Linked DNA regions of Homo sapiens: region 2 is linked to region 1. A link is a loop called in an ENCODE intact Hi-C map of the cell type or tissue named here. Cell type or tissue: mammary epithelial cell. All regions are shown on one strand. Links, peaks and the distances in the headings refer to the core of each region. The heading gives the core; the rest is flanking DNA. Region 1 has its middle 98 kb from the start of OGFRL1. Region 2 overlaps LOC105377853 (a long non-coding RNA gene).

Region 1 (16,254 bases), core at 4,223-12,222:
GCACTTCAGATATATTAACAACTGTTAAATGTAGCTAGTGTTACATACGTGTGTTTCACTAATGAGAAAACAAAGTCACAGAAAGCTAGGTGACTTTCCCAAGGACACAAAGCTCGTAGATAGTTGGGTGAAGACTTGAACCAGGCTATCTGATTTCAACATCTATTCTTCTTGAACAACCAAAAAAAGAGTACTGGGGCTGTCTCCCTTAATCATCTTTTCTCCCTCAAATTTTCTATTTTCTATAGAAAAGAGAAATACATTTCTATTTTCTATAGAAAACAGAAATACATTTCTATTTTCTATAGAAAACAGAAATACATTTTCTATTCCCTTTCATTAGAGTTTCAATATCTGAAAAAAAAAAAAAGAAAACACTTAGTTGCCCAGATAACCGTAAACACACTAGGTGCCTGTCGTATACTTGTCAGCAAAATTTTAGCCCTCCATGAGTGAAAGGAGAGCTGGAATTCAAATTCATCCCCATGACTTAGGTATGTCTCCATTTGACTAATTTGCATTTATTTGGTTTGAACCCAAGAGAATGCTCAATGACCAGGCAAAAGTGGATGGCTGACCCTTAGAAGAAGCAAATCACTCCTATATGGTACTACTTCAGGCATATCAGGAAGGGAACACTACTATCAGACTTAAACTTGATTGGCCGGTGTCTGAATTTCCACCACCATAACTTCATCCTTTAGAGTAAGGTTTCAATGTTTGTTAAAAGTAAAATTCTCACAGAAAGAGAAGCACTTCAACTTGCAGCAGTCACTTCAATAAAGAGCTGAGATCATATTTCAATGAGTGGGAGTAGGAAGGAGTGCATTACTTGCCTTCTGTGTCTAGACAGGCAGCCTGGTCTGGTAAAAAGAAAGTATTAGGTATTAGCTGTGTATCAGAATAGCTGAATTCAATTTCTCACTTTGTTACTAAATTTGAAAAGCTTTGGACATCCAATTAGGCCCTCAGGACCTCAATGTCAGGTGTTGGAGGAGGATACTAGAATGATTTATAAGGCATCTTCCAGAGGTGTTGCCTACAGTGTCCCAACTGAAATACGTGCTCCCTAAGGCAGAGACCACGTATGTTTGGAGTCAACTCTAAATCCCAACACCCAGAACATAGCAGATATTCAGTGAATGTGTCTCAAAGAGTAAACGAATAATAACTTATAGCCAGGACAATGGCCTCTCCTAGAACTTTAGACCTTTATACTAACTGCTTCCCAGAAAATTTTTACCCAGATACGTCATTGTCATTTAAAACTCGAAATATCTAAGACTTGAATCACCACCTTGCTCCCAGTACCAGTTCCTTCTCCTTTTCAGTATCCTTGGCTTAAAAGGATCAACATTCCTGATATGTTGAAATTATATGGCTTGAAATGATCAACATCTCCTTTGCTTCTGTCTCTGAGCAGTCCTAAATCCCGTTAATTCCTGCTTAGAATTCCTCAGATCACCCTCTCCTTTCCGTCTCCTCTGCCAACCCTCAATCACGCTTATTACCTCTCGCTGGCATGTCTGAACCCTCCTGCCTTTCCCTCTTCTAAACAAGTCAGCCACATTTAACTTTCTGATACAATATTTTAAGAACATCATGTTTTAAATATATTCAACTATAATTTGTCAATTTCTAATTTTAAAAATAAAAATTGAAAGAGTATCATTTTTTTCCTCAGAAACCTTCAACAGCTCACCACTATCTATGTAAATGTGTGTTTGTCTTCCGTAGTCTCAGGTACAAACGTTGCATCAGCATAAGGTCCGGTCTGCAGACAGAAAACACCAGTAATTTGAGCTGGTAAAATTTAATATAAAGAATTGTTGGCTGGGCACAGTGGCTCACGCCTGTAATCCCAGCACTTTGGGAGGCCGAGATGGGTGGATCACGAGGTCAGGAGATCGAGACCATCCTGGCCAACATGGTGAACCCCGTCTCTACTAAAATACAAAAAATTAGCTTGCCTGTAGTCCCAGCTATTGGGGAGGCCGAGGCAGAGGAATCTGTTGAACCTGGGAGGCGGAGGTTGCAGTGAGCCGAGATCTTGCCACTGCATTCCAGCCTGGTGACAGAACAAGACTTTGTCTCAAAAAAAAAAAAAAAAAAATCGTTAACTAGGTAAAGATAGTTAAACACTAAAAGGTATAAAAGAAAATGCTAAGGTATTCTAAGGTAGCAACTCCAGAAAGCAGTTACTATCCCTAAGGCCAAGGGAAAGTGAATTAAGAAGGGATGTGGAAATTTAGAGGAAAGGGCCCTGCAAGACTTAGAAATACTCAGACTTCTGAGAAGGCATGGCTGCACAGAGATACACATATGACTGCTGTGAGAATGTAGAAACTTGATGGAGAGGCCACTTGGGAATCACCCAGCACTGAACTGTGGGAGCTTGTGCTGTGGTGAGCACTACAGGGATCTCCCGCACCCTTCCTCACGAGTCCACTTGCTATTGCCCAGGAACAATGCATGCTGGGCTTAATGCCTAGGTGATGGGTTGATGAGTGCAGCAAACCACCGTGGCACAAGTTTACCTATGTAACAAACCTGCGCATCCTGCACATGTACCCCAGAACTTAAAATTAAAATTAAAAAAAATTCTGCAACTTCAAATTTTGTACCAAATGGAGATTATAATTATTGATTTAAAATGAAAATGTGGGTAAGCTCCATTTGTACTTTTGCCTTAGGCCGTGGAAGTGTTAGGGGTGAGCCTGTGGAGGCACAGAGGGAGTGTTGAGGAGGAAGAGGTTAACCAGCAGGACAACATTTTGGCGGGGGTGAGTGGTGTTTTTTTTTTTGTTTGTTTTTTGTTTTTCTGAGCTCTTCTTTTGTATTATTTCTAAATAAAATACAAGAGTATTCAAGGTAAAGGGGAAAAAAGCATACTCAGTGAAACAGGCAAAGTCCTTTTTTCCTGCCATTAATACCTTGCAATCTCTTTTTATTATCTTTTACTGACAGAGTTGAGCATCAAATCAGAGAGCAAAGGAGAAGTGTCTGCAGCATTCAGCTCCACTATTACAAAGCAAGGCAAATAAGAGTGGGTTTGGAGCTGAGATGCACTGTTCTTTCCTTTGCTTTTAGAAAAAGAATATCAAAGTTCCCCACATCAGTTGGAAGTGACATTTCTTCTGAACTCCTATTTCACTTATTTTGGAGACCAACCATGTAACACTAATAGTGTGTTATTAGATATTCTAAATATTCTCACATAATGTGTTTTCCCTCATACTAGATTACAAATTCCTTAAGGACAATTGTCTTTTAAAATTTTTGTGTTAATTACAGAAATGGTATTTCAAATGTATAAAGTGAATATCCTTCTAACCATCGTCATGTCAAGACATAGAATGTGGTCAGCATCCCAGAAGTCCTCTGTGCCCTTCCCAATGACAACCCCCAACTCTGCTCCCAAGATAACCATTGGCTTCTACAATAATCACTTCTTAACTTTTCTTTATTACCCCAGTGTGCTTCCCTAAATCTTATAGCTCAGGTCTGTATTTTGTAATGTCTTTTAAATCGCTCAATTTATGCTTTCATCTCTGTCCTTTTTCCCCTATATTTTATTTGTGTAAGAAACTGGACAATTTATCCTATAGAATTTTCAACAGTTTATTGCATTCTCATGGTGTAGTATAATATGTTCCTCTGTCCTCTGTATTCTTTTGTAAATTGTGTTTTTTGTAAATCAAGAGGCACAATCAGATACAGGTTCAAAATTTTTAACAAAATTTGTTTAAAGGCTGTTTTGTTCTTTAGGGAGTACACGATATCTAATTCTCTTTTTGTGATGTCAGCAATCATTGATGTTCATTATCCAAGGGCTTTAACTCACTAGGGTTGCATACCAGTGACATTCCAATTCTATGATTCCTTGTCCATTTATTTACTGGGATACTTCTACAGAGGAAAGCTTCCCCTTTTCTACTATTTGGTTGCCTAATGTTACATTTCACCTAGAAAAAGCAAAACAAATGCCAGATTTCAAAATAAAGAGTTTGTTAAAAAAAAAAAAACAGTTACATGGAGTTTTATAATTCATTATAATCTTGTGGATTTTGCTATTGGCCTTATCGATGTTCAAACTGCCTTATCTTTAAGTTGGTTCCAACTTTTGACAAAACCTATTAGTCTTTGATAGCTTCCTTGATATCTGCTATGATGATACTCCAGGCTTATTGTACATTTTCTGTCCAGCACTGAAAGTAGCCATTTCCCCAAGATTCCCTGGTTTCTTTTAATGTGAAATAGTAATTCAAGACCAAAAACCAAGGGCTAGGGTGCTCATCTATAGTAGGCTCAATATAGTTTCCAGGCCTTTACAATGGACAGAAATACATATAACAGATTAAGCTAGGAGATATATAGAAATATATATATATACACACACACACATATACATATACACATACACACATATATAGTTATCATAATATATATACTTATATAGGGAGACAGTTATAATTTCTAGGTAATTTCAATGGGCAGACCTAGGAGGTAATTATCATAGACATAATGGACCAAGCTAGGAGAGAGAGAGAATATAACACTTTTTTTTTTTTTTTTTAGATGGAGTTTCACTCTTCTTGCCCAAGCTGGAGTGCAATGGCGAGATCTCGGCTCACTGCAACCTCCGTCTCCCAGGTTCAAGTGATTCTCCTGCCTCAGCCTCCTGAGTAGCTGGGATTACCAGCATGCGCCACCATGCTTGGCTAATTTTGTATTTTTAATAGAGACAGGGTTTCTCCATGTTGGTCAGGCTGGTTTTGAACTCTTGACCTCAGGTGATCCACCCACCTCTGCCTCCTAAAGTGCTGGGATTACAGGCATGAGCCACTGTGCCTGGCCGAATATAACACATATTCTGTAGAATAGAATAAACTAAGATAGAATGAATATCCTAGCTTGTCATTATATCTATACATTTTTATATATGTATAATGATTATGTGTATATTACTATATTGAAAATTATTTCTAATTGACATAAAAAAGCTCTTCTTCTTACTCCCACACTCAACACTTCTGGTCACCAAAATTGGTGGGGACTTTTCCCCATACAACAACCGATTCTCCAGTGGACACCAACTGAGTATCCTATAATTCAATTCAATTCTGACACAGTCTACCTGGAGTTAGAGTCAAATTCCCAGGTTAAGGGTTCAGTCCAAAGACTGCCCCCACTGCAGATGCTAATTAACATGTGGGCCTCTGAAACTTCTGACTGACTGGCTATAAATTGGAAGTAACCACTACAACCCGCTCAGGCTTGAGCATTTGCTAGAGAGGCTCATGTAACTCAGGGAAGCACTTTGTGTTTATTGGTGCATTATAAAGGATATTACAAATAATACAGATAAACAGCTAGATGGAAGAGATGCAGAGGTCAAGGTATGCAGGAAAAGGCAGGAAGCTTCTACGGCCTCTTGGGGCATGCCACCCTCCATGTCAGCAACCTGGAAGCTCCCCAAACTCCATGCTTCAGGAAAGTTTATGAAGGCTTCATTACATAGGCATGATTGATTATTAATTCAGTCTTCAGCCTCTCTCCTCTTCTGGGAGGATGAAAGGTGAGGCTAAAAGTTCCAGACTTTTAATCATGGCTTAGTCTTTCTGGTGACCAGCTCCCATTCAGGAGGCCACCAAGAGTCACCTTATTAGAACTCCTATCATCTAGGACATTCCAGAGGATTCAGGAGCTCTGTGTCAGGTGCTGCTGTCACTCAGGAAATTACAAAGGTCTTGGGAGCTCTGCGTTAGGAACCAGGTCAAAGAACAAATATTAGAACAAAAGATTCTCCTAGCACCCAGAAAATTCCAAAGGGTTACAAGTTCTGTGTCAGGAACCAGGTCAAAGACAAAATATTAGAACAAAGATGAACCTAGCTCCCTGATTACTCGGGAAATTACAAGGATTTTTGGAGCTCTGTGTCAGGAACTGGGGATAGAGATCAAATATATATATTTTTATTATGGTACAATTTCCTATTCCTTTAATAATAATTATGTATTTATCATTATAACTATTATTATTTCCTATAGAACGTACCTCTCTATCAGAACTTAGTCCTTTATATCTATTGATAATTCTATATAATTATATGCATGGTAAAATATATAAACAATAATTATATGACAATGATTATTTAATATATACAACTATATATGTAAATATCACTCATTTATTTAAAGATAAAATACCTCGTATGTTCACACTATAATTCAAATTCAGATTTCAATGTTACTTAAACTCTTCTACCTTATGTTCAAATCTCTTTTTGTCTTCAGCAAGAATCCTGGGTTGCAAGGACAATGGGGATGATTGAATGTTTTGTCCATGTCACACAAAACATTCTCAAAATAACACTATCAAAACTACTACCAGTATAATTACTGAAAAACTGTTTCAAATGTTTTTACATGATATTCTCATTCTCTCCTTGTTTTCTTTTAATTATGCTGTATCTATATTGTCAGAGCATAGAGCCATTACCACACTCTGTTCTTATGTCCTTCCTTTGTTCTTCACGTAAATATATGCTCAACGCCCACCATCCATCTTTATGTCAATATTTCTCTAGTAATTTTGGTTGTCTGAAGCTACTGTATACCCAAGGAAGGATTCACAGAAGCAGTATTTTTCAGTTCTGGCTTCCAGGTGACAGCTTGCTCCCTTTATACTTAAAAAAAAGTGTGGTTGAATATAAAATCTTGGGCTTACTGTTTCTTTCCCTTCAACATTTTAAATGTGTTACTCTGTTTTCTTCTGGTAGGAGAAATTGTTATTGAAAAGCATGATAACAATTCCTTTTTCTTTCCTTCATAAGTCACTTGGTCTATGGCTCAGATATTTGTTCTGGGTCAACTTTTCCAGGTATACAATGTGCTCCTTCAATACGTAACTTCACATTTTTTCATCTGATCAAAGTTTTGGTGCATTATAATCAGGTGCTTCTTCTAACTTGTTTTGATTTTTCATTCATGGATTCCTAATTTTTATATAGATACGTCAGATCTTCTCTGCCTGTCTTCTGAATTGATCATGTTCTTACTAACACTTTTCATCTCTTCCTTCATTTCCTTTTTCATTCCTTTCACTTTTTAATTGTGACAAAACACACATAACATAAAATTTACCATCGTAACCATTTTGAAGTGCACAGTCAGTGACATTAAGCACATTCACATTGTTGTGCAGTCAGCACCACCATCCATCTCCAGAACTCTTCGCATCTTGCAAAACTGAAATTTATACCCATCAAACAATGACTCTCCATTCCCGTCTCTCCCACCTAAGTCCCTGGCACCTTCATTTTTTTTTTTTTATATATTTAAAAATTTCCTTCTTTTCGTTTTCTATTTATTGTGAGTCATTACCAGTTGAGTCTATTTGCTCTTGTGTTATACTTCTAGTTAGACAATTTCTGAAATGAATGTTTAATTTTATGTTTAATTCTTTATTGATTTCTACCACTTTATTTCTAAGTTTTCTTTATTCTGGTTTATCTTTCAGATCTTCTTTCTGTTAGCTGTTTAAAAAATATAAATTATAGTTTTCTTTTTTTTTGTGTGAGAACATCTTTCTGGCATATCTTTATTATCTATAGAAATTCTACTCATTTTTTTCTCCCTGCCCTGTAATAAATTTGAATGTGATTTTAGCTCATTCTTTTCTGATGCTCATTTTTACACCAAATTAGATTTTCTGAAGTTTTAGAAAGGAAGCTTGGCTTGGAATCATTTTGGGTTCTTTACATTTAATGTCTCTCGACCACCCTCTTCTGGTTGTTTTTATAAAATGTCCAACGATATAAATACTTAAATTCTAAGATTTTCTGATTCTATTCTCCCTTACCACTTTTATCTGGACCTTATATTTCCTTGGTGTCTAGTGTCCCCGACCTGCTCATCTTAGATTCTCTTAACAATTTATTCTCAGTTTGGATCATAGCTTTGTCTTGGAGGAACCTTTGCTGGGTAACTTTGAGAGTGAAGGGACCTCAGAATATTCAATCTCCTTAGTCTTACCACGGACAGTTTTGGACCATGAAAGCCCCTCCTAGTTTCAGTTACTGTTTTCAATTTGGATCACTGAGTTTTCCAGATAAATGCTTGTTGGCTTCCTCGAAGTCAAGTTTGTCAGAGATCCCATTGCTTCCTCTTGGATAGATGCTGACACCAAGTAAATCTTTTAGCTATTGCTGATTGCTTTGCCCAGCTAATTTTTGTATTTTTAGTAGAGATGGGGTTTCACCATGTTGACCAGGCTGGTCTCAAACTCCTGACCTCAAGTGATCTGCCCACCTCTGCCTCCCAAAGTGCTGGGATAACAGGTGTCCTTTACAATTTTGACGCTCTTTGCTCTAACGTTACAAAGTGCCTAAAGAAAATGATACCTCTAACTTTTAAATTTGTTGCTCAAATAGTTATTAAACCTTTCCTATGTACAAGATATATTGAGCTGGAAACTAGAAAGCTCTGCTCTGAGATCTGGTGAAGTTGGCAGTGGCTTCTCCCAAATTCCCTCATAGAACACACAGAACAACTAAGATTACAAAAATAATTATGGGGCACAGACAACCTCCACAAAACTAGGGACCAGATATCCCCACAAATCCCAAATTATGAGCAACACTACACTACACTACAGCCTGGGCAACAGAGCCAGACCCTATCTCAAAAGAAAAACTTTGTAAAGGGGGCGAAGTTAATTCTTGTTATCAATCCACCAACTTTCCTGACAGCCAGCTCCTCCTTCTGTGCTTCTGGTGGGTGGCTCTCCTTTCTCTTATCTTCTCTCTTTTTTTTTTTTTTTCCTGTGAGACAGAGTCTTGCTCTGTCACCCAGACTGGAGTGCAATGGCAAAATTTCGGCTCACTGCAATCTCCTCCTCCCGGGTTCAAGCGATTCTCCTGCCTCAGCCTCCTGAGCAGCTGGGACTACAGGTGCACACCACCACACCCGGCTAATTTTTGTATTTTTAGTAGAGAAGGGGTTTCACCATGTTGGCCAGGATGGTCTTGATCTCTTGACTTCCTGATCCACCCTCTTCGTCCTCCCAAAGTACTGGGATTACAGGCATGAGCCACCACACCCAGCCCTTATCTCTTTTTTCTTTCCTCCTGAGGCATATTCCCTTCCTGCCCTCCTCGACCTATTTATACATTATACAATTTATACATTTATACATTTTGCTAATGTTTGCTTAAGATTTTTTTCTAAATTCATAAATTAGATTTTCCTTTCTCAAACTGTCCTTGGTTTGGTATAAAGATTATGCTGAAGTCTTATGATGATTTGTCAAATGTCCTCTCTTTTTCTATCCTCTGGAATAGTTTGTATAAGATTGGAATTATTCATTCTTAGAATATTTGCTGGAATATTTTGGTAAAACACTTTGTGTCTGTACATTTTGAGTATGATGATTTTTAACAAGTGAATCAATAAATTTGAGGAGAGTAAGAATATTAATATTTTCTGTTTCTTCTTGAGTCCATTTTTGTAAATTGCATTTTTCCAGGAATCTGTCCAATTCAGTTTTGCTGCTGTTTTGTTTTGCTGCTGTTTTGTTTTGTTTTGTTTTATCAAATGTATTCTTTTCAAATAATCAACTTTTGGCTTTGCTGGGCCTCTTTATTGCATGTTGGTATTCTATTTCATTAAATTCATATTCTTTATTATTTTTATCTTTCTACATTTTCTGGGTTTTTTTTTTCTTAACTTTCGAATATAGATGATTAATTTAATTTTCCTGTCTTTTCTTCTTATCTAATGCAAGTGTTTAAAGTTAAAACCTTTTCTCTGAGTACTGCCTTACCTGCCTCCAACAAGTTATAATAAAATAATTGTATTTTCTTTTAATTCTAAATATTTTCTGATTTATGATGTTTTTGACTCATAAACTACTTAGAACAGTTTCTTTCTTTTATTTTTTTAAAGAAAGTCTTGCTCTGTTACCTAGGTTGGGGTGCAGTGGCACAATCATGGCTCATTGTAGCCTTGAACTGCTGGGTTAAAGCAATCCTCCAGCCTCAATCTCCTAAGTAGCTGGGTGGGACCACAGGTGCATACCACCATGCCTGGCTAATTATTTTATTTTTTCAGAAATGGGATCTTGCTTTGTTGCCCTAGCTGATCTCAAACTCCTGGGCTCAAGTGATCCTCCTTCTTTGGCCTCCCATAATGCTGGGATTATAGGTGTGAGCCACTGTGCCCAGCCTAGAACAGTTTCTTAATTTTCAAACATACTGACTTTTTTTTCTAGTTATCTCTTTGCTATTGAATTCTAGAATGATTGTAATTTGGTCACAGAATGTAATTCCTATGGTGCCAAACCTTTGGAATTTGTTGAGACTTGCCTCATGGTCCAGTATGAATCAATTTGTATAAATGTTCCATGGGCCCTTGAAAAAAGTGAAATGTGTATTCTGCAGCTTACGTCCATTAAATTCAGCTTGTTAATTCTGGTGCTGAAATGGCCTAATCTGCATTGAGTCTTTTGTCTGCATTAAAATACTCTGAAAGAATACATAGGAGACTAGTACATTGCTTTGAGACAGGGAACCATGTGGCCATGGAGGAATGCAGAGCTCTCTCCATTCCAGATAGCATTGCATCTCCCCAGGCCTGGACCTTGCTATTAGAGGAACTGCAAAGGAGACCCCCAGACCACCTCCTGATCCTGGAAAGACTCCCAATCCCTGACACATGACACTCCCAGCTCACTACAACAGTCTGACAAAGACAGTAATCTTATGAAGGGGACTAAAATTGAAACCGACAGTATGTTTTCCCCTAAGAGAATGTCAGGAGTACACCACCCTTCCTCACACCCTTACTTATCTCAGTCAGTATGAACAGCTCAAGGTGTTGGGTCACATGCATTATTTTTTTACCTTTTTCATAAAATTCTGTACATCCGCTCATCTGACCTAATCCCACACACTGACCCATCCTAAAAACTTTCACTGCAATCTTGGGAACTGAGCCATGTATCAGCAAAATCGCCTGTATCTTCAACCTCTCCTCAAAATGCTCCTCCAACCTCTTACTTTGACTGAAACCTGCCACCTTGCTTTGTATTTAAGTGTCACAAAGTTGCTATTTGTTTTCTCACACCCCTACAGGGTCTGGAGCAGAGTGGATGTCCTCATTATTGCTTCTAGACCAGCGCTCTGGAAGTGTGGTCTACAGACCAGCAACAACCACGTCACCTGGGAGCTTGGAAATAGAGAATCTCAAGTCCCACCTGCAACCTACCGAATCAGAATATGCATTTTAACGAGACCCCCCAGTGCTTTGCATCAACACCATAATCTATTTTCAAGCAGAACACTCAAAGTAAGGAACAATCTGAAGCCCACAAAGCTACACCAGACATTGCTTCTGGTTTCTTCTATGACTGCCGCTTGTCTGTTTCTCCCACTTCCTTCCTTAGCTCCACACAGACTCTTGATGTTCCTCAAACACTCCAGCATGTTCCTGCTTCAGGAGCTTTTTATTTATAGCCTCCTCTGTCTGAGACACTTTCCCATCAGTTAACCTCACAGCCCACTCCCATACTCCATTCAGGCCTCTGCAGAACCCACTTTTCAGACAGCCCTCCTTGATTGACCTACATAAATACAGTAGCTGCCTACCTGCCCACAATTATTGCCTACTTTCTTTTTCTTCTAATAGCTTTAATATGTATATATTATTCATCTGTTTCTTTAATTCATTTTATCAATCTCTTCCTTTCTCTGTTTCTCTATCATCACACACACAACAATAAAAGGCCCACATCAGGAGAAATGTCCTCTATTTTTTTTGACTGCTGTTATCTCCAGCATGGAGAACATGTTTCCAGCATGGAAAACAATACCTGCATATTGTAAGTGCTCAATAAACTATTTCCTTACAAAGTAACAGATGAATGAGAAGCAAAGATGAAAAAAAATGCTGTCACTGTATAACCATATATACCTTCCAAATTTGAACCATGGGAACATTATTATCTGCTCAAGAAAAGATTACTTAAATGTTTATTGTTGCCGTCAGCAAAGATTTTAGTTATTTATTTTTTAATTTGTACTATTTTTATTGTTGTATTCCTATTGTTTTACTAATAACACTTTTTAAACTTTTAGCTTCATGGGTACATGTATAGTTTATTATATATGTACATTGCATGTCATGGGGGTTTGGTATACAGATTATTTCATCACCCAGGTAATAAGCACAGTACTCCTCCATAGGTAGTTTTTCACTCCTCATCCTCCTCCCAACCCCTACCCTCAAGTAGGCCTTTGTGTCTGTTGTTCCCTTCTTTGTGTCCACATATACTCAGTGTTTAGCTCCTACTTATAAGTAAGAACATGCTATTTGGTTTTCTGTTCCTGTGTTTGTTCATCCATGTTGCTGCAAAGGACCTGATCTCATTCTCATTCTCATGATCTCATTCTTTTTTACGGTTGTGTAGTAATCCATGCTATATATGTACCATATTTTCTTTATCCACTCTACTGTTGATGGGCATTTAGCTTGACTCAATGTCTTTGCTATTATGAATAGTGCTGCAGGGAACATTCACTTGCGTGTGTCTTCACGGCAGAATGATCTATATTCCTTTGGGCATATAGCCAGTAATAGGACTGCTGGGTCCAATGGTAATTCTAGTTTGAGTTCTTTGAGAAATCACCAAACTGCTTCTCACAGTGGCTGAACTAATTTACACTCCCACCAGCAGTATATGTGCATTCCCTTTTCTCCACAACCTTGCCAGCATCTGTTATTTTATGACTTTTCATTAATAGCCATTATGACTGATGTGAGCTTGTATCTCACTTTGATTTGCATTTCGCTAATGATCAGTGATGTTGAGCATTTTTTCATATGCTTGTTGACTGCATATATGTCTGCTTTTGAAAGGTCTGTTCATATCCTTTGCCCACTTTTTAATGGGGTTGTTTGTTTTTTGCCTGTGAATTTCTTTAAGTTCCTTACAGATGCTGAGTATTAGACATTTGTCAGATACATAGTTTGCAAATATTTTCTCACATTCTGTGTGTTGCCTGTTTACTTTGCTGATGGTTTCTTTTTGCTGTGCGGAAGCTCTTTAGTTTACTTAGGTACCATTTGTCAATTTTTTTGTTTTGTTGCAATTGTTTTTGGTGCCTTTGTCTTGAAATATTTTCTAGGTCTTAAGTCCAGAATGGTATTTCCTAGATTATCTTCCAGGGTTTTAATAGTTTTGGGCTTTACATTTAAGTCTTTAATCCATCTTGGGTTGACTTGTATATAGTGTAAGGAAGAGGTCCAGCTTCAATCTTCTGCATATGGCTAGCCAATTATCCCAGCACCATTTATTGAAAAGGGAATCCTTCCCCTATTGCTTGTTTTTGTTTACTTTGTTGAGATCAGAGGGTTGTAGTTGTGTGGCATTAATCCTGGGCTCTCTGTTCTGTTCCGTTGGTCTGTGTATCTGTTTTTATATCACTACCATGCTGTTTTGGTTACTGTAGTCTTGTATTGTCGTTTGAAGTCAGGTAATGTGATGCCTCAAGCTTTGTTCTTTTTGCTTAAGATTGCACTGGTTATTCAGGCTCTTTTTTCATTCAATATGAATTTTAAAATAGTTTTTTTTATAGTTCTGTGGAGAAGGTCATTGGTAGTTTGGTAGGATTAGCATTGAATCTGTAATTGCTTTGGGCTGTATGGGAATTTTAACATATCGATTCTTTCTCTCCAAGAGCATGGATTGTTTTCCATTTGTTTGTGTCATCTCTGATTTCTCGCAATTCTCATTGTAGAAATCTTTCACCTCCCTGGTTAGCTGTATTCCTAAGTATTTTATTCTTTTTGTGGCTATTGTAAATGAGATTATGTTCTTGATCTGGCTCTCAGTTTGGATGTTGTTGGTGTATAGGAATGCTACTGATTTTTGTACATTAATTTTGTATACCGAAATTTTGCTGAAGTTGTTTATCAAATTAAGGAGCTTTTGGGCTGAGACTATGGGGTTTTCTAGGTATAGAATCATATCATCTGCAAACAGGGATAGTCTGACCTTCTGTTTTCCTATTTGGTTGCATTTTGTTTCCTTCTCTTGCCTGATTCTTCTGGCTAGGACTTCCAGTACTATGTTGAATAGGAGTGGACAGAAAAGGCATCTTTATCTTGTTCCAGTTTTCAAGGTGTATGTTTCCAGCTTTTGCTCATTTAGTATAATATTGGCTGTGGGGTTGTCATAGGTGGTTCTTATTTTTGAAGTATGTTCCTTCAATGTCTAATTTGTTGAGGGTTTTTAACATGAAGCGGTGTTTAATTTTATGAAGTCTTTCAACATCAACTGAGATGATCACGTGGTTTTTGTTTTTTGTTCTGTTTATATGATGAATCACATTTATTGATTTGTATATGTTGGACCAAACTTGCATCCCAGGGATAAAACCTAATTGATTGTGGTGGATTAGCTGTTTCATGTGCTGCCAGATTCAATTTGCTACTACTTTGTAGAGGATATTTGCATCTATGTTCATCAAGATTATTGGCCTGAAGTTTTCTTTGTTGTGTCTCTGCCAGGTTTTGATATCAGGATGATGCTGCTCTCATAAAAGGAGTTAGGGAGGAGTCCCTCCTCCTCAATTTTTTGGAATAGTTTCATTAGTAATGGTACCAGCTCTCCTTTATACATCTGGTAGAATTGGGCTGTGAATCTTTATGGTCCTGGGCTTTTTCTGGTTGGTGGGCTTTTTCTGGTTGGTAGGCTTTTTATTACTGACTCAATTTCAGAACTCATTATTGGTCTGTTCAAGGATCCCATTTCTTTCTGATTCAATCTTGGGAGGTTGTATGTTTCAGGAAATTGTCCATTTCTTCTAGGTTTTCTAATTTGTGTGCATGGAGGTGTTCATTGTAGTTTCTGAGGGTTTCTTTTTTTTGTATTTCTGTGGGGTCAGTGGTAACATCCTCATTGTCATTTCTGATTGTGTTTATTTGAATTTTCTCTCTTTTTTTCTTTACTAGTCTAACTAGAACTCTTATTTATTCTTCCAAAGAACAAATTCCTAGATTTGTTAATCATCTTTTGTATGGTTTTTCACATCTCAGTTTCCTTCAGTTCAGCTCTGATTTTGGTTATTTCTTTTCTTCTGCTAACTTTGGGGTTGGTTCCTCTAGGTGTGATATTAGGTTGTTAATGTAAGATCTTTCTAACTTTTTGATGTGGACATTTAGCACTATAAATTTCCCTCTTAACACTGCTTTAGCTGTGTCCCAGAGATTCTGGTATGTTGTATCTTTGTGCTCATCAGCTTCAAATAATTTCTCAATTTCTGCCTTAATTTCTTTGTTTACCCAAAAGTCATTCAGGAGCAGGTTGTTTAATTTCCATGTAATTGTATGGTTTTGAGTGATTTTCTTAGTATTTATTTCTATTTTTATTGTGCCATGATCCAAGAATTGTTTGGTATGAATTCGGTTTTTTGAATTTGCTGAGAATTATTTTATGACCAATTGTGGTCAATTTTAGAGTATATGCCATGTGCAGACAGAAAGAATGTATATTCTGTTGGTTTGTGGTAGAGAGCTCTGTAGAGGTCTATTAGGTCCATTTGATCAAGTGTCGAGTTCAGGTCCTGAATATCCTTGTTAGTTTTCTTTACTGATGATGTGTCTAATACTGTCAGTGAGATGTTGAAGTCTCCCACTATTATTGTGTGGTTATCTATGTCTCCTCATGGGTCTTTAAGAACTTCCTTTATGAATCTGGGTGCTCCTGTGTTGGGTTCATATATTTTTAGGATAGTTAGTTTTTCTTGTTGAATTGAACCCTTTGCCATTTTGTAATGCCCTTCTTTGTCTTTTTTTATCCTTTGTTGGTTAAAGTATGTTTTGTCTGAAATTAGAATAGCAACCCTTGCTTTTTTCTGTTTTTCCTTTCTTTGGTAGATTTTTCTGCATCCCTTTACTTTGAGCCTGTGGATGTCACTGGATGCGAGATGGGTCTCTTGAAGACAGCATCCATTGGGTTTTGCTTCTTTATCTAACTTGTCTCTCTGTGCCTTTTAATTAGGAAAAAAAAAATGGAATGCTTCATGAGTTTGGCTGTCATTCTTGTGCAGGGGCCATACTAATCTTTTCTGTATTGTTCCAATTTTAGTATATGTGCTGCCAAAGCGAGCACTACTGAAATGGTTTTTAAAGTTGCCCTAACATCCACTGCTTCCCTCTATTCATTCACAAAGGAAGATGTGCTCCTTCTCTG
Region 2 (16,254 bases), core at 4,927-12,926, 290 kb before region 1:
ACAATCCACTGGAATAAGTATTATTTTCTCCATTTGATGGTGAGATGGTATCTTGGAGAGGTTAAGTAATTGCTAGAAGTCACATAGTTAGTGACAGGGTAAAGATTAGGTCTAATCTGGGTCTACTAAAGACATGTATTGTTAGGGGGTCTTATTATTTCTCAGACAACTATCAATAGGTCTGCACAGATCACAGCCTCGTGGAGAAAAAAAAAATGCTCTTATCCTGTAGCAAGGATATTACACAAGTGAAAGAGAAATAGTTATTAGGCTCATCACATTGTTTCTGCTAGAGCATGACTTCAGAAATTAAGTTATTTTCAAAATTTCTTGCAGTTCACTCTGTATGATGGTGATGTTTTTGAGATAATTTCACAGCACATAATCTAACACTTAGCATATAGTTACTGCTTATTTAATGATTGTTGAATAAATAATCATATGAGTATGTGTGCCACTAGCTTTTCCTAACCAGAGCTTGTCATCTGAACCACAAAGCACAAAAATATTCTGAGTGATTATTTACTCAATCTTTTCAAGTATTTATATAGCAAACACCATTCAAGATCCACAGGTGAGAAGTTAATTTATTACATGCAATAGATGACTTAGGACAATGGGGCTTAATTCACTCTTGGAATCCTATAAAGAACTAAAATTAATCCATGGTCTTTGAGGGTTACCTTAACTTTAGTCAGGGGTGGCAAACTACAGCCTGTGCCAAATATGGCCTATAGACCGTTTTTATAAGACCTCTGAGCTGAGAAAGCTTTTAAAAATTTAAAGGCTTATTTTAAAAATTGAATAATATGCAACACAGGCCATATGTAGCTTGCCATGCCTAAAATATGCACTATCTGACTCCTTTCAGAAAACAAAAATTAATCTCTGCTTTTGGTCATAGTACCTATATATCCAAGCAGAGCAACAGCTAACTTAACTGTTATTATTTGAGAAGCCCCCTAAGACACACGGCCTATAAAGTATTTGCTACCAATCTATCTTCAGATATAACATTCATACTTGTTTTCACTTGTACATTGAGCATTAAAACTGCAGCCTTGCCACCCTCATCCTCCACTAAAGGCCCTTGCACAGCAGCATGGCATAGTAAGTAATGCCATAGACTCAGAGTGACATGAGTACCAATTTCAGCTATTATTAGGTATTGCTTATTAGGTGAGAAAATTGGACATGTCAGAGATAATTTCTTCATTCATCAATAATTTGCACAGCAGAGTCTCATAAATAATGCTTCTTGGTACATACCATGTGTATTGGATATCTATTGCTGTGTATCAAATGACCCTGAAATGCAGTAGCTGGATAAAACAACATTTACTATCTCACAATTTTGTCGTTCAGGAATCCAGGCATGGCTTAGCTGGGTCCTCTATCTAGCTCACGGTCTCTTACAGGATAAAATCGAGGTGTCAGCTGTATCTCCAGTCATCTCAAGATTCAGCTGGGATAAGATCTGATTCCAAGATCATTCACCAGTTGTTAGCAGGATTCAGGTCCTTGGCAGCTGTTGTCAGAGGCTGCCACCAGTTCTCTGTCGTATGAGCTTTTCCATAGGGTAATTCAGAATACTGCAGTTAGTTTCCTTAAACTGAGGAAGCAAGCAAATGCCAGCAAGACAGAAGTCACGGTCTCTTGTAAACTAATTTCAGAAGTGATATCCCATCACCTTTGTTGTATTCTATTCACTAAAAGCAAGTCACTAAGTCCAACCCACACTCAAGGGGAGTAGACTACAGAATCTTATTACCAGGAGGAGGAGATTGTTGGTTAGCATCCTAAAAGGCTGCCCAATACATCATGATTGTCATGAGCAGGGAGTACATAGGATGGAAACATATTTATGATATTACCAGAAAAAAAATGCAAAAACTATTTGGAATATATCAGCATCTCAAGGAAGGCATATGTTGAACATCACAGCTCTGCAATAAAACAGAAGTGAACACACTCCTTTGTTCTGTGACTTACAAACTATATATTCTTGGACAAGATACTTTATGTCTCTGAGTCTCTGTAAAACCTACATTGCAGAATAGATGTAAAGATTAAAATAGATAAGACCAAAAACACCTAGCACTGTACTTGGCAAATGGTATATGGTCAATAACAATAGTTACCACTATTTTCCTTCTTACATGTATCCTAGTCTATCCAACTAGAAATCAATATTTTTAAAACCATATAGCTCTGTATAAAGACAATGACATCTAGGAATGATGTTTCAATGAAAACAGTGTTGCAATAAAAATAATATCTTACGTTAGTTTGGCACTTTTCACTCAACAAAGTGTTTTCACAAACTTTGTCTTACTTGATCCTCACAAGGTGTGTGAAGGCAGTTTGGGGCTTATCAAGGCTCATCTTTGTAAAACAGGAAAACTAAGAAACAGAAAGGTTAAATAAATTACCCAGGATTGCACGATAAATCAGTATATCAGGACAAGGATCTCTGAAAAGATGTGGAAGGGATTAGGAGTGTCTGGTGGTGGTAGGACCAAAAACATACTGAAACCAGAAGTACCAGTAAGGCAGGGGGCCACTTAAATCCAAAGAGTTCTATGGATGGAGTAAACCTGTGACTCAGCAGTCAGGAAGGCGAGGGCAGTCAGAGCTTCCCCTGATCAGAGCTCAGGGCAAATATGTGAAAGAAAAAAAAAAAAGCCAGAGCTCAGGACAAATATGTGAAAGAAAAAAAAAGCCAGAGCTCAGGGCAAATATGCGAAAGAAAAAAAAATCACTCAGAGAATGACCATGTAGCCAATGCAGAAGAACAAGGCAAGGGAAGGTCAGGCAAGGCTGATTTTCAAAATTTTTGTCAGATAAATTTCTTTCATTAAATTGATTGAGAACTATAAAAAGACATCAGAAAAGCAGTCAGGAACCTGTAAATCAGGGGAGGATGTAGGCAGTAGGCGGAGTGAATCAGGAAAGGGATTTGGAATGGCACTGACAATCAAAGTCATGCTCCACTAAGAACTGTGAATTAACTTAAAGTAAATACAGTGAGTATATCCAGATATACAGATATCTAGATATACAATATCCAGATATACAGATATCTAGAAATACAATATCCAGATATACAGACAACACGGGGATATTGTCAACTACAGTCTGTATACAACTCCATTTAGGTTATAGTTCATGATGTAAAAAGAAACCTTTAGGCCCAACTTAAAATACATGTAGTTTCATGGTACACCTCCCCAACTTCATCTCCCCCACGTTGTGCATACGAGAGAGAATCATACAATGGCCCCAACCAAGGGAACTCGTGGGCATTCCATATAATACTTAAGACACATTTTGACAGAATATAATATAACTCTACAAGTTATGTTTTTAGAAAGAGTATTTTCATGGGATGGTTAACACCAATATTCATTTGGAAAATAAGATACTGCCAACCTACATGCTGAGACACAAACATTTCTTTCTCCAAGGGCTTGACCTCAACAACATGCCACCTTAGTAGAATACCTTTGCGAACCTTTATAAACTATATATATATAAAAAAAAATTCTCCCTGTGAGAAATTTGTTTCACTGTAATCTGACTTAACACTATAGCCTAAGTTACATGAGAAAAAAAAATGAGTATTTCTCTTAGGATATAAAAAAACAAGAGACACAAGTAAGACTGTTCTCCTTAAAGCCTTTGTAAAAATGGGATGGGCTATAAACACACATGCATTTATTTTATAAGACAAAATTGCTGTACTCAAGTTGCCCCAAATCTAGAAAACTGAAGAAACATGTAAATTACCCACCTCAATAATGAATAATAAATGCTTAGAGGTGATGATAGGGCCTAGAGGAATTAAAAACAAAGGGGACTTCTGAGCAGAGGGAACACTTAAGTAGAGCTTCAAGAGACTAGCAAATGTTAAGGATGCAGCTGTTAAAAGAAAAACTATAGCCAAATTAAATTTAAAAGAGTTTAACTGAGCAAAGAATGATTGGCAAGTCAGGCAGCCTGTCGAGCCAGAGTTGGCTCAGAGACTCCAGCACAGCCAACATGGTGGAAGAAGAGTTATGGACAGAAAAAGGAAAATGACATACAGAAAAGGAAAGTAAGATAGAGACAGCTGGATTGGTTACAGCTCGACGTTTGCCTTATCTGAACACAATTTGAACAGCTGGCCACCTTTGAGGAACTTGGTGATTGGCACAGGCATAGACTACAGTCTGTATACAACTCCTTGTAGGTTATAGTTCACGATGTTCAGAGAAAGCTTTAGACCCAACTTAAAATACATAAGGAGGCAGCTTAAGGCTAAACTTCATTTAACAGTGCTGAAACATAGCAATTAGCTTAATGGCTGGGACACCAGTGTATGAAGAGGAACATTGTCTTAGTCTGTTGAGACTGCTTTGTTACAAAGTACCAAAACAAAGGAACAGAAATATATTTCTCACAGTTCTGGAGGCTGGGAAGCCCAAGACCAAGAAGCTGACAGAGTTAGTGTCTGATGAAGGCCCTCTTTCTGATTCATAGATGGCACCTTCTCACTGTGTCCTCAAATGGTAGAGGAGCAAACAAGCTCTCTGAGCCCTCTTTTATAAGAGCACTAATCCCATTAATGAGGCCCTGCCCTCATGAACTTATCACCTCCCAAAAGCCTAACGTCCTACTATCATCATCTTGGGAGTTAGGATATAAATTTGTGGAGGGACATAAATATTCAATCCAGAGCAGACATTAATAGGTTGGTCTACAGAGGTTAAGGCATTAAACCTTGAGGAGTTAAGGAGTCAGGACTCTTTCCTGATAGCAACCTAGTTCTGTATGGACTAATTTTAAGTAGAGAAATGACAAGATCAGATTTGTATTTTAGAAAAATCACTTGGAGTCGGAGACAGGGATGGAATAATAGGGAAAAGACTTTTAGCAAAGTAATTTATTCCTGGAGAAGCTTCTGAGAAAAGGATGTACCTAATCAAAACAATCTAATTTTATGCATACTCTTCCACTGTAGGTTTTGTACCTGGTTCTATTTTTAACCCACTGTTAGTGATTCCTGTTACAGACACATCTATTTTAGACTGGAAACTACTTTAATTCGTACCCTGGGTGATGAGGTCTTTTCAGAATATGAGGTATTGTGATTAACTTCACTTATTCACTAGCTCTCTAAAGACACACTGTAATTGGGTTTGATGGCCACTGTATTTTTTTGTCATTTATAGTTGGGTTTATGGTCTTTTTCAGAAATAATAACCAAAAAATAGAGCCTTTATAGAAATAATGAGCCATAGAAGAATTTTTTACCATTTGTTAGTGGCATCTGCCAGTCTGCTTGGCCATGCATGACAATAAATGCTATCTTTCTTGCTTTATGAAAATGACAAATTGAAATATGACTTCACTTTAAAATGCATTTGGAAAGGAATAAGACACATATCATATGTATCATAAGAACAATAAAGCATAAGAGAGTTTCACCTGACTTTTCACACCTCTTTTTGGACTTCTTTAGTTGTAAAAAAGAAAAGGTATGGAAATTACTAAATGACACACAATAGGCAGCTGACACCCATAGAGCTGAATATGTAATTCTGTGGCCTTAGGGAACTAGATATTGTTTTTGCGTGTGTGAGGGGAGAAATAGTGGCCCAGAATCTATAAAACAAAAATACTGTCATGGACCTATGATTTATGCCACAGATGATCTTAAATGTTTACTTTTTCTAAATTTCCAGAAGTAAATACCAAGTACTGAGCATCGGTGCTGTGCAGAAATCATTAGTGCTGTTCACCCAAAATTTGGGGTTTTCTCCTCAAGCAGATGGTAAGGCTGTAGTTTCCTGCCCCTTTTAAATGAAAAGCACCCAAGTGACTCACTTTGGTCAAAAAACTATTTTTAAAAAGTGACGTGTGCTATATCTGAGGAGAGGTTTTAAGATGCAGTGGCTCTCTTATCCCTCTGGCATAGCACATGGGCATGTTCAGGAATGTGGTTCTCCATCAGTCTAGGTCCCTGGGTGACTACCAGAGACCCATTTTAGACCTGACAGACAAGTAACAAAGCAAGAAAGGAATGTGTATTTTTATGGCAGCAAAACATCTATCTTGAATGATACAGAAATAAGTACCTAGACATGAGTGCTACCATAGCAAATAAGCCTAAAATATATGGTAGAGGCTAACAACCGGGCAGTAGACAGCAAGCAAACTGCCACTGGAGACGAGAATGATAGTGATCGTTGTAATGCAGTAGCAAAACAGTTGGTAAAACTGTTGCCTGGGATAATATGGAAGATAGAAAATGTAGCTCTAGAGAATAAGATAGGAAAACAGTGTTAGTGATATGTATTGATTATAATTGGCTGTACAGTCATGCACTGCATAATGATGTTTCAGTCAACAATAGACCACATATATAACAGCAGTCCTACATGATTATAATGTATTTTTACCGTGTCTTTTCTATATTTAGATATGTTTAAATATACAAATACCTACCACTGCATTATAATTGCCTACAGCATTCGGTACAGTAACATGCTGTCCAGGTTTATAGCCTAAGAGCAATAGCCTATACCATATAGCCTAGGTGTGTAGTAGGCTCTACCATCTAGGTTTGTGTAAGTACATCCTGTAATGTTCACACAACAACAAAATCATCAAACAATGCATTTCTCAGAACATATCCCTGTCATTAAACGATGCATGACTGTGTTTGACAGGGCACCACAAAAAGAGATGACTTCAGAAACAATCAGGGAGGTTTTAAACATCAATAAAAGAAAATAGGGGCTGGGCGCAGTGGCTCATGCCTGTAATCCTAGCACTTTGGGAGACCGAGGCAGGCGGATCACTTGAGCTCAGGAGTTTGAGGCCACCCTGGGCAACATAGTGAAACCACCCCCCCATCTCTACTAAAATACAAAAATTAGCCGGGCATGGTGATGCGCACCTGTAGTCCCAGATACTCGGGAGGCTAAGGCACTAGAATTGCTTGAACCCGGGAGGTGGAGGTTGGAGTGAGCCAAGGTCACGTCACTGCACTACAACCTGGGCGACAGAGCAAGACTGTCTCAAAAAAAAAAGGAAGTGGCCAGGAATTTGGGAACCTGCAGGATTGCAGAAGGTGATTTTATCTCTTCAACAGTTAAAAGATGAAACTAGAGGCTTTGAAGCAAAGGTCACCTGGAATTCTGCCTTGGGTCAAGGATCATATCAAGGATGTTATGGGATGAATTTTATACCCTTCAAGATTCACATGTTGAAGTTCCAACCTCTAGCATCTCAGAATGTAACCCTATTTGGGAATATAGCCTTTAAAGGGGTGATTAAGTTAAAAGAAGCTGTTTTGGTGGGGCCCTAATCCAATCTAGTTCTTATAAGGAGAGAGAAACACTGGGTGTGAGAGTTGTTCTATGTACCAATTTGAGTGGCCCACTGGGTGACCCATATTAAACATTTTTCTGAGTGTGTCTGGGAGAGTGTTTCTCAATGAAACTAGCACTGGAATCAGTGGACTCAGCAAAGTTGATTGCCCTCCCAATGTGGCTGAATGTCATTCTATGTGTTGTGGGCCTGAGCAGAACAAAAGGCAAAGGAAGGGGGAATTCAACCCATTTTTCCTGACTCTCTGCTTAAGCTGAGACATCTCATCTTATCTTCTGCCCTAGGACTGGGATTTGCATCATTGGCTCTCCAGGTTCTCAGGCCTTTGAACTCAGATTGAATTGTATCACCCACTTTCCTGAGTCTTCAGCTTGTAGATGGCAGACTGTGGACTTCTCAGTCTCCATAATCATGTGAGCCAGTTCTGTATGATAGATAGATGATAGATAGATAGATAGATAGATAGATAGATAGATAGATAGACAGACAGATTCTCTATGGGTTCAGTTTCTCTGGAGAACCCTAATACACTAGAAATACATACACAGAGAAAAGACCATGTAAGGATACAGCAAGAAGGCAAGCATCTGCAAGCCCAGGAGAGAGGCCACAGGAGAAAGCAAACTGCCCACACCTTGATCTTAGACTTTCAGCTTCCAGAACTGTGAGAATATACATTTCTGTGGTTTACACCACTCAGTCTAAAATGTTGTGATAGCAGCCCTAACCAACTAATAAAAGGAAATGGCTGCCAGGTGCAGTGGCTCACACCTGTAATCCCAGCACTTTGGGAGGCCGAGGCAGGTGGCTCACTTGAGGCTAGGAGTTCGAGACCAGCCTGGCCAACATGGTGAAACCCCATCTCTACTAAAAATGCAAAAATTAGCCGGGCCTGGTGACACACGCCTGTAATCCCAGCTACTCAGGAGGCTGAAGCAGGAGAATCTCTTGCACCCGGCAGGCAGAGGTTTCATGAGTGGAGATACTGCCACTGCATTCCAGCCTGGGTGACAGAGCAAGACCCTGTCTCAAAAAATAAAAAAGGAAATGCCCATCACATCACTGAATGAAATAAGATGTTTCCACAAAAACCAGTAAATGGGTTCAGTTCAGTTGGACCAGGTATCACAGACATCAAAGATTTCAAAATTAAGTCAAGAGGAAGAGAGAGGCATGGGAGCAAGGAAGAATATAAATATGGTACATCTAAGAAATATGTCAAGAGAAGAACTTTGGGTGGCCATTGACACATCTAGTTGTTTGAGTCAAATAGAAATGAAGCTTTGTCAGTTTGGCAGGAAGTAGATGGCATACACAAATTATGTAACTGAAGGAAATGTATGAAAGAAGTAGTCTACAGAAATATATCAGAGGTAAGGTACCAATTAGGAATGATGAGGTACTCAGGAATTAGCAACCACAGGAAACCTTTGCCACCCCTAGGCCTCAAGGACAAAGGGACAGCACTGTGTGGAAGGATCCTGGTGAGGTCTGGAGCCAGGGAAGAAAAACCTTTAGACAGGAGCTAAGACCAGCTGAGTAAGGTAGCCACTGCCAGGATTGTGAAAAGGTTGAGGAAGGGAATGTCAGGATAGGGATAAATACTGCAACCTCTCTCCCTCTCAAATCCTGCCCTCCAATTTCCTACCTGTGTCTGCCACTTGCCCAAACAACAAAAATCCAGAGTATAAGGAATTCTGGATAATGCAGTCCACAGAGGTCAGCTCCTGGGACACAGAATAAGGCAGAGAAGGGAATATATTTAAAGGGCAGAGAATAACCAACACAGAAACTTATTCAATATTTTAAAAAGATATCCTGGTGAAAAAGAAACAAACCTGGACTGACAAAGTGACTGTGTGAGACTTTAAATTGTCCTGGAGCCCCCAGTCTTCTGTAGGCCAAATGTAGGAAAGCTGCTCATCTCTCTTGAGTTGAAGACTTGGAGCCTAATCAAGCAATATTTCCCATCACCTGGGGACCATCCCTTCTGCCCAGCACATTCGTTTGGTTTCTATGGATCAGTGATTCCTGTGTATCTCCCTTTCCTTCCCTTTCTGAATGGAAGTATTTATGAAGTTATCATGCTCTTGCTTTTGCCATTGCATATCAGATGTATAGGGGACAGGTAACTTGTCTTATAGTTCATAGATCTCTGGGTCATAAGGAACCACACTGGACCTGCATGTGCTGTGACTGAATGGCACTTTAGCGTGTTCTGCCTCTGGGAGGCAGTAAATGTACATATCGTGAAGGAAGAAAAGAAAACTTTATGTTTGTTAGCTAGACAGATGTCCAGTGGTAGTCATTAGTGCTATTCTGCATTTCCCCACCCAGCCAAATTTTCCTGGTAACATGACTTGCTCTGGCAAATAAAATGTGAGCAGAGGTGAGATGGGTGTAATTCACTGCACACTCTCTTTCCCTTTCCTTTTGGCACAGCCACACACAAGTTCAGGATGGTAGCTCCTCCATCTGATTGGGTCACTGAGGGCCCACAATATGTAGAGGTAATGAATATACATCATTAGCAAGAAATAAACTTCAACTGTTTAAGTCACTGAGAGGTTTGGGGGTTACATGTTGCCACCATGCTATCCTAGCCAATCCTAAGTGGTACATGTAGACAGTGAATTAATTAGCACCTGTATTTTAGACTATGTAGTAGTCATTGCTGGGGTGGAAACAGTAACTTTAGAATCCTGAATATCAATATCTTTATTGCCATTCTTTAGGGCTAGCTATGTTAATTGTGAAACAAATGGAATTTGATTATCATCTCCACCCTCCTCATGCCCAGTAAAAAACTTCCCTGTCCTATTCCTTCTTGGGTATAATGTGAATTGATCTGAATCATAATGGCTAATAATAAGTGTGTGTTTCTCCTTTCACCGGTACTCAGAGAAATCTTCCAATGTGGCAGCACATTTCTCAGCCTCAAGTATACTACAGTGAACGAGACAGATGTAGCCCCCACTCTCATAAAGCCCCTTCTAGCAGGAGGAACAGACAATGATGTGAGTGACTCAGCCACATTAGTGGGGAGGCTGAAGGAGTCTTCTCTGAAGAGCTAACAGTAAAAGTAAAATCTGAACAACAAGGGACCAGCCATGTGAAGACAGGGAGAAAGAAAATCTAGGGAGGGGAAACAACTTGTACAGAGTACCCTACCACATGAATGAGCTTGGAATATTTGAAGAACAGCTCATAGTCCACAGTAGAGTATGGTGGTTGAAGGGGCAAGTAATAGAAGCCTTTTGAAGAATAGGCAGGTCCAGATCATAGAAGGCTTTATAAGCTAGGGTAAGGAGTTTGGGATTTATTCTAAATGGGAAAACACTAGAGGATTTTGAGCACCAGAGGGATATGATTTTATTAAGTTGTAAAAAGTTCACCCTAACTGAAGTGTGGAGAATGAATTAAGAGGGGGCAAGTGTGGAAGGAAATGGACCCAGGAGAAATGCACTGCAGCAGCCCAGGTAAGAGGTTGGAATGATGGCGAGAAGAGGACAGGTTTGGGATGTTTTAAGGTGGGTTTGACACATCTTATTGACACATGGAATGAAAAGATGAGGGAATCAAGAATAACTCTCAGACGTTGGCTTCAGCTACTGGGTGGAAATTGGTGCCGTTTAACTAAGCTGGGCTAAATGTCAACTAAGGTGTTTCGATAACATTTGCATTTAATTGTGGCCTTTAATGTCTTTAGCAGGAACATGAATATTTAGGAGATTGCAGAAATAGTAGGGGAAATACTTTTGAAATGCTGAGAGGAGAATGTTTCCTTCCTTTAAAAAAAAAAAAAAAAGAAAGAAAGCAAAACTGATTTTCTGAATTTGGCAATGAAAGCTGGACCTCCTCAATGGCATGAGGTGATATGACCTTTTCCTGCTAGATTCACCCCTCCACTTGGCAAAATCTTCTCTTTGGCCCAAAGAGCAAGAAGGAAGGGGAAATCCTGATTTTCCTTTAATGCTTGATCCAAATATGACTCTTCCTTTGGTATCTTTGAGCATGTCTTTGACACAGCATGAACATTTAAATATGAAACAGATGTAAGACATACCATGAAACTCAATTTTTTAGTTTACCGAGACATAACTTTTCCCCAACTTTCTGTCCACTATAGATCTCTTTTAAATTCCTTATCCTTCCTCAGGAGGTGGAGATAGTGGGGTGTTGGGAGTCCCTGTTATCTTAGCACATCCACCGTCCAAACACTCAGTCCAAGACCTCTCCTTTCATCTAGCCTGGTGTTCAAATTCTCCCTCTTTCTCTTACTCAAGGCATCCCCTTTCTTGAATGAATGATGCTGGGGATAACCCCTTCCCTATCCAGAGGACTGTGGTATCTGCCTCTTTAAGTTCAAAACAATCACATACAAGCAATACACATGCACTTGCTGGGGCAGGAAGGGGTGGGATCCTTTCCTTCCTTTAGCCTTTTGGCATCTCAAATTAGTCTATGTGAAAGGCCTTCTCTTTACAGACACCTAATGATTAAGAAGTCAGACTCTGGGGAGAGACCACCAGTTTTCAAATCTTATCCCTGTTGCTTACTAGATGAGTGAACTTAAGCATTTATTTAACCTCTCTGAGCCTCAGTTCTTCTTATGAAGATCAGGGATAATAGTACCAATCTCACAGGGTTGTTGTGAGGATTAAATGAGATGGTATATGTAAAATGCTCACCCCAATGACTAGTTCTTAGTAAATTCTCAATATACATTAGCTATTATTATTACTACAGAAATATCATCATCATCATTATCATCATCATGATTATCATCATCCCAGTTCATAATGAAATCAAGATGTACAATCGTGGTTACAAATTTTTCATAGACTCAACCCAGAAATAGAGTGCTTTGGTGCAATATCTGGGGCATATGCATAGAGGATCATAAATAAATTAATAACTAAGTTTCTTTCTGTATTTCCTCTATGAATCTATAAATATATTCCTTTCTTGTATACTAAAAATCAAAATTAAATTCATGATTTCTAAGGCCATGCATTTTAAATGTTTTAGGTGTCCACTTGATATTAACTCTGTTAGTATAAAATTTCCCAAATATTCACCTAATCCTATCCCTTCCAGCTTTGTTATAACTAACAGTTGCCTCTTTCATAGTTGCCACCATGTAATATCAAATGAGCACTCTTCTGTTATAAGTTCACTATAGAGTAGTTGTTTGCAGATTGCTCTTAATAATAGTACAGTTTTGTTCTGAACCTATGATTCATGAACAAGTTTGAAAACAAAAAGGCAGAAGATGAACTATAAATCCTAATGCTGGGAGAGAGAACCAGGCTATTCAGGCAGATAAATCTCAGATATCTCAGAATTGTGATCTTCTGGATCCTCATTATTATTCTCAGCAGCAGGGAGAATTGAAAATAGTTGCATTTCTACAATGGATAAACAGGTAGCTTATACAAGATCTTTCTGTTTGGGTCAAAAATAGAAATATAAATAAAAACAATGAAACCGTCAAATAGTAAAGATATTCTTGAACCAAAAGAGCCAGGGTTCAGCTGTACTTGCAATAAGGCCCATTGAGGGAGCCAGTCATTCTAAAATATCCCTTCATTTTATTCATTTTTCTCTTTAAAAGACAAAAAACAAAACAAGACAAAACCACAAAAGAGAGGAGACACGTTATATAATCTACACACTGGAAGCCTAACCATTTTTATTTCTTATTGCAGTTTGAATTGGAAAGGAACACAAAGTCCTAGAACATGGTAATTCATCTCCTGTTTCTTTGTCTGCAACTACAAGTAGGAGATAGTTCAGAACCATGCCAATCAGAAAACACAACAAAGCTGTATTAGCTTCTTATTTGTTTACTGACAGATCACAGGCCACTTCCCTGGAATCTCAGACATCCTGTTAGGTCTTAGAGGCTCCATCCAGGCATACCTAGAGAACTTCAGAAAAGAAAGGGCGTTTAAAAGGGCTCCTCTTTTTGTTCTGTGAACATATCATAGTTGAGTTGAGTTTTTAAAATATTCTCCACCCTTGTTTGTTTCTTAATGCAACACCAAGATGTAATTTGTATGGAAGCCAAAACTAGAGACATGCTGAATATGTGAATACTGAGGAAGTGGTTTCCTTAGCAATAACAGGCATGTGAAAGTCAAAACTTCCTTTCCTTCTCATGTGACCTTTTTCATAGCAATTCAGATAGAGGACAATGGAATTGAATTCCAAGCACCCACAGTATTCATGAATTGCTAAGCAATGATTCACCAAGTACCCAAATTACTCTAGACTGCTTGAGCATTTTATTAGTGAAATTGCTTTGTATTTAAAATTTCCTTCCTCACTTTGTACATCAGTTTTCCTCATTCCTACAGGCCACTTTTCCACCACTTTGAGACAACAGACATAAATAGAGCAGTACCAAGTAGTGATTAGTATAAGGACTTCAGAATATCAGAGTGTCAGAGCAAAACATTTCATACAATATTCATAACTATTTCCTTCCTTTGGAAACATTAGCTACTAGATGCATATAGAAAAAGTTTGCTCGATAGCTAGCTACAGTTTGTTATTTCCTCAAAATAAATAATATAACTTAATTTGGGGGAATTCACTCAGTTGTATTTTAGAAACACTGAAGTTTTCTTTTGTTCTAATTACCGATGTATTTTGACCCACTCATCCTGGAAAAAAAAAAGTGCTACATTTGGCTTACAAATTGCACATTTGGCTTAGTCCTCAAAGGTGGTAATTTATTTAACAATACATTAGCAAGCTGGGACCTTCAAGTGGTATTTTTTTTGCCTTTGATTAAATTGTAGTGTTTTGAGGAACATAGACAAGGCAGTCTTATGAACTCTTATTTCTCTTTATAGTCTGTGAATTGTGAATTTCAAAATGACTAACATTACTTAACTTCTTTCAAAATTCTATTAAGTGACTCTGCAGTGAGTGTTGCCAGACAGACCTAATACCCAGGTAGCTATAGGTCTGTGATCCTGATCCTCTGTGCTCCTGATACTTGTGTTTCACAGGGCTGTAATAGTGGCTCTCATACTGGGTTATTATAAGTATTCATAAAGTGTGTAAAGCAAATGGACTAAGTAGAAAGGCACCGTAGCAACCCAGGTGAGAGGTCATCATGATGGAGGCAAGAAGGCAGATTTGGGATGTTTTAAGGTGGATTTGATGCATCTTAATAATAAATTATATGAATGGATGGAGAGAATCAAGGATAACTCTAAGATTTTGGCTTCAGCAACTGGGTGGATATTGGTGCTATTTAACTAAGCTGGGCTGGATGCAATAAGGTGCTTTGATAACATTTGCATTTAACTGTGATTTTTAATGCCTTAACTCAGGACCACAAGTACTTGGGGAATTGCAGAACTAGTAGGGGAAATATATTAGAAGAGTGAGTGTTGCAAAGTAGCTGCTCAATAAACCTTAGTTCTCCTTTCCCCTATCTGTCTCTTTGTTGTGACATTGACTTTGTTGTGACAGTCAATTTAACCTAAACTGCTCCTAGTTTAATGGCTCTTCTGGACTCAGAAGTAGTGCAACATACAGCCTTCATATTCAAGTGGCCCCAATCGTTACCTTCCTTGATAGTAAATAAGAGGTGAGTCTTAATAAAAGTATAAGGATCTCCAGTGAATTCACTATCTAACCACTCTCTACAGAGCTTGTGAGATTGTTTAACAAAGACAGTCTGAGTGGCCCAGGCAAGCAGGGTAATTTTCCACACCTTCAGACAAATACAGTGGAGATACAAAGTTTGCAATGTTCTTATTTGGCCCCCACACACTGCACTCTGGCAGTGAGAGAGGTCAGGCTTTCAGGAGGTTATTTCTGAACCTAGACAAGCATCCCACAGTGTGTGTGCACTGCTTACCCTCAGTGAAAAGTGGTTCTCATTTTTAGTGCCGTAAATCCTATGATCATCCCCTCCCTTTTCTAACCAAAGCTGGTTCTGGAAGGTGGGCACTACCCCACAGTGTTGATTTGGCTAGTCCTGCTTCCACTGTAGCCAAAGTCACTGAGAAAGTACTTGATTATCTTTAGGAGTAGAACAGCCAGGGTAAGCCAGTGGAAAAATGTTACAGAATGACAAGTAAGTGCTTGCTAAAATATTTTTGGTGCTCACTTCAGGTTGACTCAGCAGGTCAGAGAAATGCGAATCCAGAAGTTAGGAGTGACCTTGGCTAAGTCACTTTATCTCTCCAGCCATTGAAAGCTTGGATTAAATCATAGGCTTTAGAGCTAGGTTCCATGGAGCTTTGGAGTTCTGTTATACCTGTCACAGGATAGGGACCATTGATAAAAGAGACTCTTAGCAGATGAGAATCTGGACATCTGGGCTCGGAGAAGCTTTGATTTTACCTGTTTTTATACACTGATTTAATTTGTTTAAAAATATCCACGAGCGAAAAGGAAAAAATAATTAAAAGTATACGCTAGATGGTTTCTAATTTCTTTTGAACCTGGACGTTCTAAAATTGTTACAAGAACAGGTATATAGATTGTAATTCACATAAGAACCAGTTAACAAATATAAAACAACAATAACATGAATCACCAGCACTGTTTCATAACCAAAGATTATTCTCCTAATCTTAGCCAGAGTCTTATAAATGTCTATTTTTGTCCAAAAAGTATTGAGAAAGATATAATAGATAATTCAGAGTAAATCTGTGGCAACTAGGAGAAGAAATTTAAAAAAAGAGAGAGAGAGCAAGCATGAGGTTAAGAAGCTTGTAATCAGTGAGGTTCTCCCTCTAACTTAGGGAGAAAAAGTTCCTAATACCAGCAATGCATATTGACCAAACTCATTCTTACCTATTTTGCTAATTTTTTTTTGACCTTTAAAAATGTCATAGGCACTGTTGG

What was found. Hi-C counts contacts between places; a loop is a spot of excess contacts. Peaks named below come from ENCODE experiments on the same cell type or tissue, not always from the same donor. Only the 100,000 strongest peaks of a DNase experiment are listed, where the experiment ranks them.
Region 2: a loop joins it to region 1, with 4 times the contacts of the local background. A loop is called at or near these places in 2 of 110 quality-filtered maps.

The regions. Positions count from the first base shown.
Region 1 is chr6:71,182,531-71,198,784 of GRCh38, reverse strand. It overlaps the pseudogene RNU6-411P. Among named protein-coding and RNA genes, the nearest start is that of OGFRL1, 98 kb to the left of the region's middle. In mammary epithelial cell, for the core only: a CTCF peak has its summit at 7,757 (motif pointing left); no DNase peak of the experiment used is centred there.
Region 2 is chr6:71,476,302-71,492,555 of GRCh38, reverse strand. It overlaps LOC105377853 (a long non-coding RNA gene), which reads right to left. Exons shown (of 4, transcript XR_942683.3): 4 at 13,044-13,310. Among named protein-coding and RNA genes, the nearest start is that of LINC01626, 63 kb to the right of the region's middle. In mammary epithelial cell, for the core only: a CTCF peak has its summit at 9,583; a DNase peak (open chromatin) is centred at 8,035; H3K27ac peaks cover 362 bases.